Regions from separate parts of the Homo sapiens genome. Here region 2 is linked to region 1. Evidence: read pairs that join two places in POLR2A ChIA-PET (ENCODE). Cell type or tissue: GM12878. All regions are shown on one strand.

Region 1 (5,000 bases):
TAGGTGGCCACCACTATGCCCGGCTAATTTTGTGTTTTTAGTAGAGATGGGGTTTCACCATGTTGGCCAGGCGGGTGATGAACTCCTGACTTCAGGTGATCCACCCACCTTGTCCTCCCAAAGTGCTGAGATTATAGGCATGAGCCACCATGCCTGGTCATTCACTCCCTAATCCTAACAAGCTCCAGTGTGTTTATCATTAAATTATCTCTCCATGGGGCGTGGTGGCTCATGCCTGTAATCCTAACACTTTGGGAGGCCGTGAGGGGGTAGATCGCTTGAGACCAGGAGTTTGAGACCAGCCTAAGCAACCCAGTGAGACCCCCATCTGTACAAAAAATAAAAATAAAAAAGTGTCTCCTCTTGAATCTATTCACTTGTCAATATCTTCACTAGCACCACACTAGACCAAATTCCTAGTGCTCTTGCCTGCACTGAGACAGAAACTCACTGCAGATGCTTGAGTCAGTCAGAAAGGTTTTACAAAATTCAGATCTGATCATATCAGCCAGCAAATCAAAGTCCTTCAAGTACCTTTCTTCTTTTTTTTTTTTTTGAGTCAGGGTTTGTCTTTGTTACCCAGGCTGGAGTCCAGTGGTGTGATCTCGGCTCACTGCAGCCTCCACCTCTCAGGCTCAAGCCATCCTCCCACCTCAGCCTCCCAAGTAGATGGTGCTACAGGTGCTCACCACCATGCCTCTCTAATTTCTGTATTTTTTGGTAGTGTCAGGGTTTTGCCATGTTGCCCAGGCTGATCTTGAACTCTTGGGCTCAAGCGATACTACTGCCTTGGCCTCCCAAAGTGCTGGAATTACTGGCGTGAGCCACTGCACCTGGCCAGGCTTGTGACTTCTGACCCCTGTTTTCCTCTTCAGCCAGTCTCATATTTGTTTTCAGCGCTTTTGTGATTTTGGCCTTATTTCAGTCCCTCAAATATATCAAACTCCCTCCTACCATTGGGCTTTTGCACATGTAGTTTCCTCTTACTGGAATGCTCTCCTGTATTTAGTCACTTGCTATATTCCAGCCTTTTTTTTTTTTTTTTGAGACGGAGTCTCTCTGTGTCACCCAGGTTGGAGGGCAGCCCAGGCTGGAGGGCAGTGGTGCGATCTTGACTCACTGCAACCTCCGCCTCCTTGGTTCAAGAGATTCTCCTGCCTCAGCCTCTTGAGTAGCTAGGATTACAGGAGCGCACCACCATGTCCGGCTAATTTTGTATTTTTAGTAGAGATGGGGTTTTACCATGCTGGCCAGGCTGGTCTCCTGACCTCAAGTAATCCACTCACCTCAGCCTCCTGAAGTGCTGGGATTACTGGCATGAGCCACGGCTCCTGTTTTTGCTTTCTATTTTACCTTCAGATACACGGTTGTGGCATGCAGAAGCTCAATAAATATTTGCTATGAATATATATGTGTGTATATATATATATATATATATATATACCCACACACATATATATACATATATACATACACACATACACACACACACACACACACACACACACACACACACACACACACACATATATGTAGGTAATAGCTATTACCAAATTCCTTTTTTTTTTTTTTTTTTGTGATGGTGTCTTGCTCTGTCACCCAGGCTGGAGTGCATTGGTGCCATCTTGGCTCACTGCAACCTCTGCCTCCCAGGTTCAAGTGATTCTCCTGCCTCAGCCTCCCAAGTAGCTAAGACCACCACCAGCTAATTTTGTATTTTTAGTAGAGATGGGGTTTCACCATGTTGGCCAGGCTGGTCTCGAACTCCTGACCTCAGGGGGTCCACTCACCTTGACCTCCCAAAGTGCTGGGATTACAGGTGTGAGCCACTGCGCCTGGTCCCAAATTTAATTTTTTTGTTTGCCTTTTAATTTTGTAGCAAAATATAAAAATGTTGTGCCAAAATTAAAATTTTGTTTGCCCTTTAATATGCACTGATATTTAAACATTTTACATAGTTAAATCTATCAATCATTCCATTATGGCTTCTTTTATTGGCATCATGCTTCAAAAGCCCTCTGTCACTTGAAGAAAATATAAATTTTTATGTATTTTTAATGATATAGCTCTTTCTTTGGAAAATATTAAATTTTTAACTATCTGGAATGGATTTGAGGGCAAGATGACAGGTAGTGAAGCTTTTGTTCTCCATATAGTAGCCACTTGTCCCAAAATACTTTATTATTTTATTGAATGCTCCATCATTCCTCCAAAGACTTAAAATGCCCCTTGTTTAAAAAATATTTTTTGGGGGGGGTCTCTCATTGTTCTGAGCCTCACCCCCAGTCTCTGTACAGGGGAGCTGTTTTCTTTCTTCTTTATATATATATATATAGATATATATATATTTTTTTTTTTTCTGAGACAGGGTCTTGCTCTGTCATCCACGCTGGAGTACAGTGGCATAAACACTGCAAGGAGCTCAAGTGATCCTTCATGTCAGCCTCCTGAGATGATGGACTATAGGCACATGCCACCGTACCCAGCTAATTTTTTCATTTTTTGTAGAGATGGGATCTTCCTATGTTGCCAGGCTGGTCTTGAACTTGGAGCCTCAAGGGATCCTCCTACTTTGGCCTCCCAATGTAAGCCACCACATCCAGCCACAGATTTTTTTAAAATTTAATTTTCTTTTATTTATCTGTCATTGTGGTGATGCATCATTTTAATAATGGTGGCTTTATAAAGCATTTTAATGTATGATTATATCAGTTATCTCTGGCTATAATTATGCTTCATAACAACCACCCAAAATGCAATAGCTAACAGGGTTCCAGGAGATAGTTAAAATCTAATGCTGTAAGGCATTTATTATATATAATGAATTAACTATGTACTATCTTGGGAGAATTGAGAAAATAGACACAAATGATTTTTCTATAGGAATTATTTTCCTCATGGAAACCACACTAAGGAAGTATGGCTTAAAACAAACATTTATTTAGCTCATGAATCTGTAGTTGTGATTTAAGCTGAGTACTTTTTATAGTTTTAGCTGCACTCATTTTCATGTCTGGTGGTCTGCTGGCTGTGGGCTGGGGTGATGTGTGCGACTGGGTCCTATATGTTTCATCCTTTAGTGGGCTAGCCCAGACATGTTCACACAGTGAAGTGCAGAAGGCAAAACAGGAAGCAAATGCACAAGCACTTTGTGAAGCCTCTGCTTGCAGCAAGTTTTCTAATGTCTCATTGGTCAAAACAAATCACATGGCTAACTTCAGCCCTGAGGGCCTGAGAAATATACTCCACCTTCTCATGGAAGGAGCTGTGGAGTCATATTGCAGAAAAGGTGAATGCAGGGTGGATTAGAGAATTGGGGCCATGGTAGTCTTCCATTATTTTTCTTTAAAATTCTTTACTGGCTCGTTCCGCAAACTTGTTCTATTTTAGAATTACTTTGTCAAGACAAAAAATCCCCATTGGTTTTGCATGAAGAGAAAATGTAAGTCAGCCCCTTCCATGTCCCTGCAAAGGACATGATCTCACTGCTTTTTATGGCTGTATAGTATTCCATGGTGTATATATACACATTTTCTTTATTCAGTCTATTATTGATGGGCGTTTAGGTTGATTCCATGTCTTTGCTATTGTGAATAGTGCTGCAATGAACTTATGTGTGCATGTGTCTTTTTTTTTTTTTTTTTTTTTTTGAGATGGCATCTCGCTCTGTCACCAAGGCTGGAGTGCAGTGACGCAATCTCGGCTCACTACAACCTCCACCTCCTGGTTCAAGTGATTCTCCTGCCTCAGCCTTCTGAGTAGCTGGGACTACAGGCATGTGCCACCACGCTTGGGTAATTTTTTGTATTTTTAGTAGAGACAGGGTTTCACCGGGTTAGCCAAGATGGTCTGGATCTCCTGACCTCATGATCTGCCTGCTTTGGCCTCCCAAAGTGTTGGGATTACAGGCATGAGCCACCGTGCCTGACCTGCATGTGTCTTTATAATAGATGATTTATATTCCTTTGGGTGTATACTCAGTAATGGGATTGCTGTGTCGAATGGTATTTCTGTCTCTAGGTCTTTGAGGAATTGCCACACTGTCTTCCACAAGGGTTGAACTAATACTCCCACCAACAGTGCAAAAGTGTTCCCTTTTCTCCACAACTTCACCAGTATCTATTATTTTTTGATCTTTTAATAACAGACCATTATCCTTAGCAAACTAATGCAGGAACAGAAAACCAAATACCGCATGTTCTCATTTATAAGTGGAAGCTAAATTATGGGAACACATGGACACATCGAGGGGAACAACACATGCGGGGGCTTACCGGAGGGTGCAAAGTAGGAGGAGGGAGAGGATCAGGGAAAATAACTAATGGATACTAGGCTTAATACCTGAGTGATGAAATAATTTGTACAACAAAACCTTATGACGCATGCTTACTTGTGTAACAAACAAACCTGTACATCCTGCACATGTACCCATGAACTTAAAATAAATTTTTTTAAAAGAAAATGTAAGTCAGATGCCCAGCTAGGTGCTTTTACATATTCATTTCATTTAATCTTTCAGCAAATGAAAGTAGCTGTCATCATTCACACTTTTTTTCTTTTTTTTTTTTTTTTTGAGACAGAGTCTTGTGCTTGTTGCCAGGCTGGAGTACAGTGGTGCGATCTCGGCTCACTGCAACCTCTGCCTCCTGGGTTCCAGTGATTCTCCTGCTTCAGCCACCCAAGTAGCTGGGACTACAGGTGCGTGCTGCCACATCTGGCTAATTTTTGTATTTTTTAGTAGAGACAGGGTTTCACCATATTGACCAGGTTGGTCTCGAACTCCTGACCTCGTGATCCACCTGCCTCGGCCTCCCTCCCAAAGTGCTGGGATTACAGGTGTGAGCCACTGCGCCGGGCCTCATCACCCACATTTTATAGGTAAGGAAATTGAGGTCCAGATAGATTAAATAACTGTTTATCAGATAACAAGGTAAAGAATCTGGACTCAAACTTATTTCTTGCTTCATTTTATACTTCTCCTTCCACTGTTCCCTGACTGC
Region 2 (5,000 bases), 110 kb after region 1:
GGCTAATTTTTATTGTTTTTATTTTTATTTTTTAGTAGAGATGGGGTTTCATCATGTTGGTCAGGCTGGTCTCAAACTGACCTCAAATGATCCACCTGCCTTGGCTTCCCAAAGTGCTGAGATTACAAGCGTGAGCTACTGCGCTGGGCTGAGTTTAATTGTTTTGATTTTTACAAATAAATGAGAACATGTGATGTTTGTTTTTCTTTGCTTGGCTTATTTCACTTAATATAATGATCTCCAGTTCCATCTATGTTGTTGCAAATGACAGGATCTCATTCTTTTCATGGCTGAATAGTACTCCATTGTGTATATGTACCACATTTTCTTTATCCATTCATCTGTTGATGGACACTTAGGTTGCTTCCAAATCTTAGCTTTGGTGAATAGTGCTGCAACAAACATGAAGTTGCAGATATTTCTTCAATATACTGATTTATTTTCTTTTTGGTATATACCCAGCAGTGAAATTGCTGGATCATATGGTAGCTGGGAGAGCTTTTCTTTATTAATGCTATTGGCACTTCAGTTTTTGTTTTGTCTCATATTTTTTATACTAACAAAAAGCAGACTTGGTAAAATATGGTAAGCATTCCAGATATTCAATAAAATTCTACAAATAAAATTCTGTGTCATTGAGTTATTATCTAGTTCTGTTTAAAAACTGCTGTGATTTAATGTGAGCTAGGTGTTGACTTATTATGTGTATCTAAAATGAATTTTTTTTTTTTTTTATTTTTGAGACAGGGTTCACTCTGTCACCCAGGCTAAAGTGCAGTGGCATGATCATGGCTCACTGCAGCCTCAACCTCCTGGGCTCAAGTGATCCTCCTGCCTCAGCCTCCTGAGTAGCTGGGACTACAGGTGTGTAACACCAGGCCCAGCTAATTTTTTTTGTATTTTTGTAGAGATGGGGTCTCCCTATGTTGCCCAGGCTGGTAAAATGGATTTTTAACATTAAACTTTTATTTGTATTTTAAGATAATTGTAGCTTCATATGCCCTTGTAAGAGATAATACAGAATGAGTGCAGGCATTCTTTACCCAGCTTCCCTAAAGTGTAACATTTTGCAAAACTTCAGTACATTATCACAACCAAGATACTGACATTGATAGTCAAGATCCACAAAGTTTCCATTACCTCAAGGACCTCTCATGTTGTCCTTTTATGGCCAGACTGACTGCTCTTTCACTTCCATCCCTCCTTAACCCCTGGCAACTACTAATCTGTTTTCTATTTTTATAATTTTAAGAATATTATATAAATGGAATCAGGTGGCTTTATTTTGTGACTGGCTTTATTCATTCAGTATCTTTGGAGATTCATTCAGGTTGTTGAGTTTGTCAATATTTCATTCATTTTTATTGCCAACTAGTGTTCCTTGGCGTGAATACCGCAGTTGTTTAACCATTCACCTGTTGTAGAACATATTTTTTCTTTTATTTTTGCTATTACAAATGAAACTAATATAAACAGCAATCTTTTTGTATTCATTTTTTCTGTGGTAAATGCCCATGAGTACAATTCCTGTGCCATATTGTAGTTTTATGTTCAGCCTTTTAAGAAACTGTCAATATGTTTTTCAAAGTGTCTGTACTATTTTATATTTTCACCAGTGATGGAGGACGGATAAAGATTTTCTGCATCTAGTATTTAGTGATGTCACTATATTAATTTTAGCCATTCTTATAGGAGTGTAATGATATCTCACTGTGGTTTTAATTTGCATTTCCCCAAAGTCTAATTACATAGTGTACGTATATACCATCTGTATATCCTCTTCTGTTTTATTAATTTCTGTATTCATCTTTTCACCGATGCCACATAGCCTTGACTATTGTAGCTATATAATAAGTCTTCAAGTCAGGTAGACTGATTTTTTTCCCCACTTAATTCTTTTTTGTATTCTTTTATTTAAAATTATTATTATTGTATTCTTTTATTTAAAATTATTATTATTATGCTCTGTCACACTGGCTCGAGTGCAGTGGTACAATCATAGCTCACTGTACCCTTCAACTCCTGGGCTCAAACAATCCTCCCACCTCAGCGTCCTGAGCAGCTGGGACTAGAGGCACAACCACGCGTGGCTATAATTCTTCTTTTTCAAAATTGTTTTGGATAGTCAAGTTCTTTTGCTTTTTTAATATAGATTTTGGAATAAATTTTCTATACCTACAAATGTTTTTCAAGGATTTTTATAGGAATTGCATTATATCTGTATGTTGATTTTGAGATAATGGACATATTTTCTATATTGACTCTTCCAAATTGATGAACACAGTATGTGTCTCCATTTATTTAGATCCTCTTTGATTTCTTTCATCAGTGTTGTGTAGCTTTCACAATACAAGATCTGTACATGTTTTGTCACATTTATATCCAAGTATTTCATTTTCGAGTGATGAAAATGTTATTGTATTTTTAATTTTGATGTCCATGTGTTCATTGCTGGCATGTAGAAATACTATTGACTTTTGTATATTTATCTTATATGCTGGAACTTTGCTGAACTCACTTACTAGTTTTAGGAATTCCATTGTATGTTCCTTGAAATTTTCTATGCAGATCATCACATTATCTGCAAATAGGGGTGGTTTCATTTCTTCCTTTGCGGTTTGTTTGCCTTTTATTTCCCTTGCCATCTCACACTGGCTAGAATTCCCAGTGTTATGTTGAGTAAGGGTAGTGAGTGTGGACATCCTTGTCTTGTTCCTAACCCTAGGGGTAAAGTATTTAGTCTTTACCACTAAATGCTAAATACTTTATTATTAAATATAACATTGATTGTATTTTAAAAATAGATTTTTTGCTAAGTTCAGAAAGTTCCACTTTCATCTTACTTTTCTGATAATTTTTATCCATGAAATTATGTCAAATGCTTTTTCATCAATTGATATAATCGTGATTTTTCTTCTTTAGCCTGATAATATAAAGGCCTATGTTAATTTTTGAATATGGGACCAGAATCTTGCATCCCTGAAATAAATTCTACTTGGTTATGATGTATAATTCTTTTTATATATTGCTGGATTCTATTTGCTAATATTTTATTAAGGAATTTTACTTCTTTTTTTTTTCTTTGAGATTGCTCACTCTGTCACCCAGGTTGGAGTGCAGTGGTGCAGCCTCAGCTAGTGAGCCGAGAGGTTGCAGTGGCAACCTCTGTTTCCCAGGCTCAAGTGATCCTCCTACCTTAGCCTCCCAAGCAGCTGGAACCACAGGAGTGCACTAGCACACCTGGCTAATTCTTTTTTTTTTTTTTTTTTTTTTGTATTTTAGGTAGAGGTGGGGTTTTGCCATGTTGCCCAGGTTGGTCTTAAACTCTTGAGCTCCAGTGATCCACCTGCCCTGACCACCCAAAGTGCTGGGATTACAGATGTGAGCCACCACACCTGGCCAAGGAATTTTACTGCTATATTGTACTGTCGTTGTCTAGTTTCAATATCTGTGTAATGCTAGCTTTATAAAGTAATTTTTTAAAGTAATTTTTAAAATTAAAAAAAAAACAACAACTGTAACTGCAGCCTGTAGGGTGGCCATTCTGAAAGACTGGGAAACAGACTCTGGCAAAAAGCTAGAAACAAGTACTGCCTATAAAATGATTTGAGAAGTGCTCTTTTGTATTTCCTGAAGGGATTACGTAGAATTGGTGTTAATTTTTTGGAGGGTAGAACTTTCCAGTGAAATCCTCTGAGCCTAGAGATTTCTATTGTGGAAGTTTTAAAATTACAAATTAAATTTCCTTAATAGTAGAACTTTATTTATTTATTTATTTATTTATTTATTTATTTATTTATTTATTTATTTGAGACAGAGTCTCGCCCTGTCACTCAAGCTGGAGCGCAATGGTGCGATCTCGGCTCATTGCAACCTCCGCCTCCCAGGTTCAAGTGATTCTCGTCCCTCAGCCTCCTGAGTAGCTGGGATTACAGGCGCACACCACCACTCCTGGCTAATTTTTGTATATTTAGTAGAGACGGGGTTTCACTATTTTGGTCAGGCTGGTCTTGAACTCCTGACCTTGTGATCCACCCACCTCTGCCTCCCGAAGTGTTGGGATTACAGGCGTGAGCCACTGCGCCCGGCGAGAAATTGTTTCTTTTCACTTGAGTTATCAAATTTATGTATGTAGAGTTGTTTGTTTTGTCTTGATTTCCCCTTCATTCTTGATGCCTGCACAGTCTGGTCTGCAGTGACATCCCTTGTCTTTTTTTTTTTTTGTTAAATTAGTTTAACTTTTAAGTTCAAGGGTACATGTGCAGGTTTATAAAATAGGTAAACTTGTGTCAGGGGATTTGTTGTACAGATTATTTCATCATCCAGGTATTAAGCTTTGTACCCATTCGTTATTTTTCCTGATCTTCTCTTTCCTCCCACCCTCAGCCCTCTGACAGGCCCCAGTGCATGTTGTTCTGCTGTTTGTATCCATGAGTTCTCATCATTTAGCTCTCACTGATAAGTGAGAACATGTGGTATTTGGGTTTCTGTTCCTGCATTCGTTGGCCGAGGATAATGGTCTCCAGCTACATCCATGTACCTGCAAAAAAACACGATCTTGTTCTTTTTCATGGCTGCATAGTATTCTGTGGTGTTTACTACATTTTCTTTATTCAGTCTATCATTGATATGTGTTTAGGTTGATTTTATGATTATTCTATTGTGAATAGTGCTGCAATGAGCATACACATGCATGTATCTTTATAATAGGAAGATTTATATAATTTTTGGGTATATACCCAGTGATGAGATTGCTGGGTTGAATGGTATTTCTCCCTCTAGTTCTTTGAGGAATTACCACACTGTCTTCCACAATGGTTGAACTAATTTACACACCCACCAACAGTGTATAACTGTTGCTTTTGCTCCACAACCTCCCCAGCATCTGTTATTTTTTGACATTTTGGTAATAGCCATTCAGAAGATGTAAGATAGTATCTCATTGTGGTTTCGATTTACATTTCTCTAATGATCAGTGATGTCAAGCTTTTTTCGTATGG

What was found. ChIA-PET counts read pairs that join two places held together with the same protein. Peaks named below come from ENCODE experiments on the same cell type or tissue, not always from the same donor. Only the 100,000 strongest peaks of a DNase experiment are listed, where the experiment ranks them.
Region 2: POLR2A ChIA-PET joins it to region 1 with 7 read pairs; 3 of 35 experiments call an interaction of 5 or more read pairs at or near these places.

The regions. Positions count from the first base shown.
Region 1 is chr1:199,947,265-199,952,264 of GRCh38, reverse strand. It overlaps LOC105371682 (a long non-coding RNA gene), which reads left to right. Exons shown (of 3, transcript XR_922404.1): 3 at 4,581-4,618. Among named protein-coding and RNA genes, the nearest start is that of NR5A2, 78 kb to the left of the region's middle. RefSeq lists an enhancer at 2,717-3,916. In GM12878, no CTCF peak of the experiment used is centred here; a DNase peak (open chromatin) is centred at 3,109.
Region 2 is chr1:199,838,583-199,843,582 of GRCh38, reverse strand. No RefSeq gene overlaps it. Among named protein-coding and RNA genes, the nearest start is that of NR5A2, 190 kb to the left of the region's middle. In GM12878, no CTCF peak of the experiment used is centred here; no DNase peak of the experiment used is centred here.